3 separate regions of the Homo sapiens genome follow, and regions 1 and 2 are each linked to region 3. Evidence: chromatin contacts called from ENCODE Hi-C or POLR2A ChIA-PET data. All regions are on one chromosome and are shown on one strand. Each heading gives the region's core, a stretch centred on a gene start or an enhancer-like site at or near the end of the contact. The rest is flanking DNA. Distances are from core to core; before and after follow the strand shown. Region 1 holds the start of ZNF75A (zinc finger protein 75A). Region 2 overlaps FLYWCH1 (FLYWCH-type zinc finger 1). Region 3 holds the start of ZNF213-AS1 (ZNF213 antisense RNA 1).

What was found. A loop is a pair of places that touch in the nucleus more often than their neighbours do. ChIA-PET counts read pairs that join two places held with the same protein, here RNA polymerase II (POLR2A). Pooled maps may share reads with other maps.
Region 1: a pooled map shows a loop between it and region 3 (6-fold over the local background). The contact joins the promoter of ZNF75A here to the promoter of ZNF213-AS1 in region 3. A Hi-C loop is called at or near these places in 6 of 50 pooled maps. POLR2A ChIA-PET finds 5 or more read pairs at or near these places in 8 of 52 experiments (A673, CD8-positive, alpha-beta memory T cell, H1 and 5 more).
Region 2: a loop to region 3 is called in a pooled map, with 2.6 times the contacts of the local background. The contact joins the enhancer-like site here to the promoter of ZNF213-AS1 in region 3. A Hi-C loop is called at or near these places in 1 of 168 maps with a recorded cell type or tissue (CD14-positive monocyte), 1 of 37 single-sample maps with no recorded cell type and 8 of 50 pooled maps. POLR2A ChIA-PET finds 5 or more read pairs at or near these places in 3 of 52 experiments (MCF 10A, WTC11 and activated CD4-positive, alpha-beta T cell).

Annotation. Positions count from the first base shown.
Region 1 is chr16:3,304,143-3,306,842 of GRCh38, forward strand. ZNF75A (zinc finger protein 75A) reads left to right here and starts at 1,355. Exons shown (of 7, transcript NM_001302109.2): 1 at 1,355-1,501. TIGD7 (tigger transposable element derived 7) reads right to left here and starts at 1,288. Exons shown (of 2, transcript NM_033208.4): 1 at 1,070-1,288. RefSeq lists an enhancer at 849-1,378.
Region 2 is chr16:2,925,822-2,928,521 of GRCh38, forward strand. All of the region lies in intron 2 of FLYWCH1 (FLYWCH-type zinc finger 1), which reads left to right. Among named protein-coding and RNA genes, the nearest start is that of FLYWCH1, 15 kb to the left of the region's middle. RefSeq lists an enhancer at 2,329-2,700. Within about 2 kb of position 1,375, at least 4 of the 41 ENCODE cell types and tissues checked have a DNase peak (open chromatin) inside an H3K27ac peak, as active enhancers do.
Region 3 is chr16:3,133,557-3,136,256 of GRCh38, forward strand. It overlaps ZNF213-AS1 (ZNF213 antisense RNA 1), which reads right to left and starts at 1,326. Exons shown (of 6, transcript NR_110900.1): 1 at 1,074-1,326. ZNF213 (zinc finger protein 213) reads left to right here and starts at 1,473. Exons shown (of 6, transcript NM_004220.3): 1 at 1,473-1,831. RefSeq lists enhancers at 1,054-1,223, 1,234-1,423 and a silencer at 1,534-1,763.

The DNA.
Region 1 (2,700 bases), core at 105-2,604, 170 kb after region 3:
ACTTTCTTAAATGCACTCTTTTCATTCCCATTCAAAGGACTCCAGTATAAGTGCCACATAAACTCGTTTTCTAACTTTTAAAACTCTTCCTCTAAATGCAGCCCAACTCAGTAAAAACGTACCTAAGATCTCACAGTCTAATGTTTCCAGCTTTTAAAGCCTTTACTCCTACCCTTCCCTCTGCCTGGAAAGTGTCTCCATTCCCTGCTGTGGACAAAATCCCTCAAGGTCTTTTATAATTTCCCCCAACCCCAAATCAACTTGGATTTTCTTGGAGTTCTCACAGCATTCAGTTTATGTCCTATTCTTACCCTTGTGTTACTGATATTCACGAAATTGCTCAGTCCTTTCAAGAGATTGCTTAAGGACAAAGACTTCTTACTCAACTCTGCAATATTGGCTACACATAGCTGACTTAATAAATAGTCCCTTGACTGGTATAAGCTGACGTTACAAAAACTGGTAATTCCGAAACCACTCATACTGGACTTATTAAATAATCCCTCAACTGGTACAGACTGACATTACAAAAACGGATTAATTCAGAGATCACTGAACACCCAAAACACTCAGATTCTTATAACTATGATTCAGTAAATATGTGTGGAATGCCTATCTTACCAGGTGACTATGTTAGGCGCTGCATGAGATATAAGATGAAAACAAGGTTCCCATTTTCCAGGGAAGAATACTGGAGTGGAAAACGCAGAGGATACCACAACAGGAGAGCTATTTCCGATTAGCGGCCGCCACTGCTGAGCTATGTGACCCTGAGCAAGTCACTTCTTAGGTCTCCGTTTCTCTGTCAAGGAGAGATAGAAAAAGAACCTATTTCACAGGTTCAAACCTACCTCAAGAAAAAATAGTTGTGGGGAATGCGTCACGAGACCTAGAAAACGGTACAAAACCCTCGGGGGGCCGCTGTTTCTGACCTAGCGAGTGGCCCGACCCGGACAAAATGCCTCTTCCTCGAGGAGGCGGCGACGAGCCCAGCAACAGCTCGAGCACGGCCGGCCGGGCCGCGGGAAGCCCGAGAACGCGGCGCGCGCAGCTGGGAGGCGACCCTTACCCGGCGAGGCTCCCGGGACCAAACGCCGCCCGACAGCCACGCAGAACAGACGCGGCAGTGCGACGCCTCCCCCACTGGGGACACGAGACAGCGACAGCCACGCGGTGAGCCGGTACAAGGCCCTCTAGGCTTCAGCGGGTCTGGATACTCGGTGGCATTAACCCTTCCCTACCGCCGGGGAAGACAGCAGTTTCTCTGGCGAGGAAGTAGGCCGGGCTCAGGCGCCTTAGCCAGAGGGCGGGCCTGCGCCACCCTCGGAAAGCGTCACTTCCACTTCCGGCCGGCGCTCTGGCTCTGTACCTGGACAGGGCTGCGGTAGGCCAGCGGTGGGCTGGCGGTTGCGCTCCTCAGATCGGCGGCCTTTCGGGCGGTGGCTTGCGTTTGAGCCTCAGAAAGCGAGGAGCGGCCTCCACGGAAGCCAAGCTGGCCGAGGTAACCGAGAAGCGGCTTCCCCTATGGCTTCGACCCTGGAGCCGCTGGAGCGGCGGCGGCCGCAGGGAGGCAGCCATTTTCCGTAGGCGGTGGCCGCGGCGCTTCCGGGCCGCGCGGCTGGAGCCTGAGGCGGGGCCACCGTCGGGCACGAGAAACCATTCTCTCCCCGCTTTTCGCAGCTGTATCCCAGAGGCGCGGCTGAAGCTCGCTGGGACACTGCCCGCTTGCCCAGTGCCCACGGGCACGCCTGTCGCAGACACAGGCTGTGGCGAATCCGAGTGCTGGCGGGCAGCAGTGCCTGCAGCTGCGCCCGCAGACTCTTTCCCGCCTCCGCCGGCATTTCCGTGTCCGGCCGATGTCATGCGGTCGGTTGAGCCTCAGGGCTAGCAGCTTCTACTGATGCAAAAACATAGGAAGTGTCTCTTTGCTTCTGGAACCGGGGTGGGCAGCAAGGAGCTGGCCACTTCTTTGAATACCGGTGGCATCCTGGGCAGAATTTCGGTGCCGTTTCTGCTGGCTCACTTCAGGAAAAGTGAGGCTCACGGCTCTCCTCAGCCCCCCTTAGAAGTCTAAATGACCTTTGGAGAAATACAAAGTCAGCAGAAAGTTTCACTTTCATCGTCACCAACTCCTGTTGGAGTTGATATTTCATAAACATCAGCGACAGAAAGAAAATACGACTTGATATTTTGTAAATAAAATATCCTTTTTTACAAGTTGATATTTTGTAAACAGAGGTCAGCTGTAATTTTCTCCAGATCAAGTAAGCACAGTTAAAAATTCATATAGGCCTGGCGCGGTGTTTGACGCCTGTAATCCCAGCACTTTGGGAGGCCAAGATGGGTGGATCACGAGGTCAGGAGATCGAGACCACCCTGGCCAAGATGGTGAAACCCTGTCTCTACTAAAAACACAAAAATTAGCCGGGCATGGTGGCACGCGCCTGTAATCCCAGCTAGTCGGGAGGCTGAGGCAGGAGAATGGCTTCAACCGGGGAGGTGGAAGTTGCAGTGAGCTGAGATCACGCCACTGCACTCCAGCCTGGGTGACAGGGCGAGACTCCATCTCAAAAAAAAAAACAAAATTCGTATAAATCATCTGCATGGCACCCTTTATGTGTGTTGCAAAGAATGATGAGCATCTTGTTGCTTACTTGGGAGACATTGTCTGAAAATAGGCTACTTTTTTACTTTCTGTAG
Region 2 (2,700 bases), core at 125-2,624, 210 kb before region 3:
CCGCTCCCCTCTGCGTTGTCTCCGGAGCCGACCAGGCCTTCGGGAGTGGAATGTGGGGCCCCAGGCCAGGGAACTTTGGATCAAAGTGGGAGACCAGTGGGAACTGGAGCTGCAGCATGTGAGGTGGGGGTGAGGACGCTGAAAATGTCAGGGACTGCAGTCTCGATTCCAGGCTGAGAGGTGGGAAAGACCCCACCATCTGCCCACACTCAGTTGCCCCAAAAAAGCCCCACCCCACACCATGACTGCCACTGACTGCCCCCAGGTCCCTGCCCCATTCCCCATTATTTGCCCTTTCTGCCTCTCCAGGCTGGAACCCGTGGTGACCACGGGATTAAGTTAGAGCCTGTACAGAAAATCTAACTATGCTATTTCAAACAATAGAACAATTCTGCCCATGGTTTCCAGAACAAGGAACTTTAGATCTAAAGGATTGGGAAAAAATTGGCAAAGAATTAAAACAAGCAAATAGGGAAGGTAAAATCATCCCACTTACAGTATGGAATGATTGGGCCATTATTAAAGCAGCTTTAGAACCGTTTCAAACAGGAGAAGATAGCGTTTCAGTTTCTGATGCCCCTGAAAGCTATGTAATAGATTGTGAAGAAGACAAAGGGACAGAATTCCAGAAAGGAATGGAAAGTTCACATTGTAAGTATGTAGCAGAGTCTGTAATCGCTCGGTCAATGCAAAATGTTGACTTAAACAAGTAAGGGTTATTTGCCTCAGGGCCTGGGAAAAAAATTCATGGACCCAGGAACCACCTGCCCGTCTTTTAATTCAATTAGACAAGGCTCTAAAGAGCCCTACCCTGACTTTGTGGCAAGATTGCACGGTGCCGCTCCAAAATCTATTACAGATGATAACACCCAAAAGGTTATTGTAGAATTAATGGCCTATGAAAATGCAAATCCGGAATGTCAATTGGCCATAAAGCCATGTTGACTACAATCAATTACAGGAGGTAACATATCCTGAATCATCAAAATTGGGGGGAAAAGTGGGGCCATCAGAGTCTAAACCACAATGGCCAACTCCTCCTCCCGTGGTTCAGATACCTGTAACATTACAACCTCAAATGCAGGTTAGACAAGTACAAACCCCAAGAGAATATCAAATAGAAAAGGATAGTCTCTATCTCGGCAATGCCAATCCAGATACAGTATCCACAATATCAGCCAGTAGAAAATAAAACCCAACCGCCATTAGCTTATCAATACTGGCTGCCAGCCGAGCTTCAGTATTGGCTGCCTCCAGAGGTCCAATACAGACCTCAAGTGGTGTGTGCCATGCCAAATTGCACGGCATCGTACAAGCAACCCATGGCGGTGGTGTTTAATACGTCAGCACCACAGGGCGCGGCGCTGTGTCCTCAGCCGCCCACTATGAGACTTAATCCAACAGCACCACCTAGTGGACAAGGTAGCACACTGCACGCGATCATTGATGAAGCTAGAAAACAGGGAGATCTTGAGGCGTGGCAGTTCCTGGTAATTTTACAATCGGTACCGGCCGGGGAAGGGGCTCCAGCAGGAGCACCTGCGGTGGCTAATGCTAGATATGAACGCTTCACCATGAAAATGTTAAAAGACATGAAGGAAGGAGTTAAACAATATGGACCCAACTCACCTTCTATGAGAACATTATTAGATTCCATTGCTCCAGCAGGAGTTGATGTAGTTACAGAATATGTGAAGGCTTGTAATGGGATTGGAGGAGCCATGCATAAAGCTATCCTAATGGCTCAAGCAATGACTGGGGTTGCTTTAGGAGGACAAGTTAGAACATTTGGGGGGAAATGTTATAATTGTGGCCAAATTGGTCGTCTAAAAAAGAATTCCCCGGCTGGCTCAGTCAGTAGATCATGAGACTCTTAATCTCAGGGTCGTGGGTTCACGCCCCACACTGGGCGCCAGGTGAAGGAGGCCTGCCGCTCCACACCTATGGATATTTCTCGTCAGGTGGAGATGAGACTGATAAAAGAAATAAGACACAGAGACAAAGTATATAGAAAACAGTGGGCCCAGGAGATGGGCACTCTATGTGCGAGGACCCGCACTGGCGCTGGTCTCTGAGTTCCCTCAGTATTTATTGATGACTATTTTTACTATCTTGGCAAGGGGAGTGTGGCAGGGCAACAGGGTGATGGTGGGGAGAAGGTCAGCAGGGAAACATGTGAGCAAAGGAATCTGTATCATGAAGAAGTTCAAGGAAAGGTACTGTGTCTGGATGTGCATGTAGGCCAGATTTGTGTTTCACTTCACACAAACATCTCAGTGTAGCAAAGAGTAACAGAGCAGTATTGCTGCCAGCGTATCTTGCCTCCAGCCACAGGGTGGTTTTCTCCTATCTCAGAATAGAACGAATGGTCGGCTTTACACTGAGACATGCCATTCCCAGGGACGAGCAGGGGACAGAAAGCTTCCTCTTACCTCAACAGCAAAGAGGTTTCCCTCTTTCACTCCTCCTCCTCAGCACAGACCCTTCACAGGTGTCAGGCTGGGGGATGGTAAGGTCTTTCCTTTCCCATGAGGCCATATCTCAGGCTGTCTCAGTGGGGGGAAACCTTGGACAATACCTAGGCTTTCTTGGGCGGAGCTCCCTGTGGCTTTCCACAGTGCATTGTGTCCCTGGTTAATGGAGAATGGCAGTGACTTTTACCAGGCATACTGTCTGCAAACATATTGTTAACAAGGCACA
Region 3 (2,700 bases), core at 76-2,575:
AAATACAAAATTAGCCGGGCGTGGTGACACATGCCTGTAATCCTAGCTACTCGGGAGGCTGAGGCAGAAGAATCGCTTGAATCCAGGAGGCGGAGGTTGCAGTGAGCCAAGATCGCGCCACTGCAGTCCAGCCTGGGTGACAGAGCGAGACTCTGTCTCAAAAAAAAAAAAAAAATATATATATATATATATATATATATATACACACATATATAATATATATTCACAGGCATATAACTGTCTGAACAGTAAAACTGTAAGAACACACTAAAACATGAATAGTACTTATTCCTGGATGGTCGTATTAGAAATGTTTTTTACCTTCATTCATTAAACAAATATTTACTAAGCATCTACCATGTGCCAGGCACAATTCTAGGTGCTTGTCATAGGGCATTAAAAAGTGTCTGCCCTCATGAACACTTATCGTTGAGTCGTGGGAAACACGTATATGTCAGGTAGTGATAAACATTAGGGAGAAAAGTTAACGCCGAGCACAGGTTGTTTACAGAGCTGGGGAAGGCCTCCTTGAGGGGGTGACATATGAGCAGAATGAGGGAGCAAGCCTTGTGGCTATCACGAGAAAGCTATCTTTATGGTTTTCCAATTAATTTTCTAAATTTTCTCTTCCAAGCATGCAACACCTACATAATTAAGACAAAACAAACCAAAAAAACTCTTTCCATTTATGAAAGAGATCTGGAGCCTGAAATCATCTCCGGGTCGAGGCGTGGAGAGAGTGGGAGAGGATCCGAGGGTATGGAAAGGACCCCGAGCCCCCCTGCTCTAGATCCCTCCGGGCCGTGGGACCCCTGACGCCCAGCAGCAACTCGTGGACAAAGCAGCTGGTGAGAGAACGCGGGACTCCGGCCAGGTCAGTGTCCCGCTTGCCGCGTCCTGCTAAGGCGACCCGAAGACAGAGGATCGCCGCAGGAGGCTCCGCGCCCCTTACCCGAGGGCACTTCCCAGCAAGCTCGACGCCTCTCCAGGGAATTGGGAGGAGCGGGACCCAAGAGGCTAGAAAAGAGTCTCCCCGGCCCGAGCTCCACGGCCCGCGGCCTTTCGGCCCTCACCTACTAGTTGGCAAAGAAAGACCGTGGCAGAAGGAAGAGGCCGCTCCAGCGCATCCCTTCGGGCGGAGCAGAAGCTCCACTTGTGGCTAGGCCATGTGCCCTCTCCGTTCCTCGGGCCAGCCTTGGCTTCCCCTTTTTGTCGCTCAAGGGCCAGGGTCGCAAGGAAATGTGAAAAAAAAGCGGAGACAAAAGAGAACGAGGTAAATCTAGATGCAGAGCCTCGCCTTTCCTCCCGGGTGCAGGTGTATGACGCGTATGGAGTTTCTGTCTTCTAATAGGCAGCCTGAGAATTCTTCCTGTTCATTGGCCATCGGTCATGGAGAAGGCGGGCTCAGTGGACGAACGGCTTTCTGGGAGCTGGGGAATGCTTGCGTAGCGTAGTTTCCCAGCGAGCCCCGCGAGGACTTCCGGCGCCGGGAGCTCGCGGCGGAAGTGGGATCTCCTGGGCCGTAGTGGGCGTTGTGTGTTTCGGGGGCGGGGGCGGGGGCGGGGGCCGGGGCGGGGACGGGGCCTCTGGCCGCCTGGCTCCAACATCAAGCACCGGGCTCCGAGTGGCCGGGATCAGCGCCCCGAGGCAGAGGCCGGAGGGCGCGCGCACTGCTAGGAAGTGCTGGTCCCCCGCGCCGCTCTGCCAGCTTGGTCCCCCGGCAGACGCCCCTGTACGATCGCCGCTCGCCCCGCGGGCGAGGCTGCGGTGGACAGCGCGGGGCTCCGGCTGGCTCGCCTTCCCGCCTGCCGTGTCCTGCTGAGCGACCCTGGTGAGTCCTGGCCCTCTTCGAGGAAAGTCTTCTTCGAAGTCACCAGAGGATGAGAATGGTGCGCGCACCTTTCAGGGGTCTTGTGAGGAGCAGAATAAATAAAGTGCTTAGGATGGACTAAAGAATTGGAAACAACCCGAATGCATCACTCGAGTATTGATTAAGAAACTAGAGCATATCCATACCGCGGAAGCTCATAGTGCCGCTAATGTCTGTGCAGTAAGGTCTCATTTATGTAGAAACACATCAAGCACCTTTTCTCCCCGCTATGGATGACTTTTTTAGTAAAAGCACAGGAAAAGGTCTGGGACGTCATTTGTCAGACTGTTAAGTCGGGGGGTACAATGGTATTGAGGAAGGGAGAGTTTTACAGATTTCTATATTGTTTGAATCTTCCCTTTTTTATTAAGATGGTTTGTATTTTTTTCATTTTCTTTTTACTTTTCTTTTCTTTCTTTTTTTTTTTTTTTTGAGATGGTCTCACTCTGTTGCCCAGGCTGGAGTACAGTGGTGCGATCATAGCTCATTGCAACCTCAAACTCCTGGACTCAAGCAATCTTTCCTCCTCAGCCTCCCCAGTAGCTGGGACTACAGGAGCCCCACCTGGCTTTTTTTGTTTTTTGGTACAGATGGCGTCTCACATTGTCTTCCCAAAGGGGTCTTGAACCCCTGGCCTCAAGCAATCATCCTGTGTCTGTCTCCCAAAATGCTGGGATTACAGGCATAAGCCACCAAGCCCGGCCAGTTTGTATTTTTATTGTTGAAACAAAAAATCGATTACTGAAAATTGCATAATACACTTTTCAGTAGAGAGTAACAATGTAAGGTATAAATGTGTCATACATTTATATGTACCTGTGGATAAATGG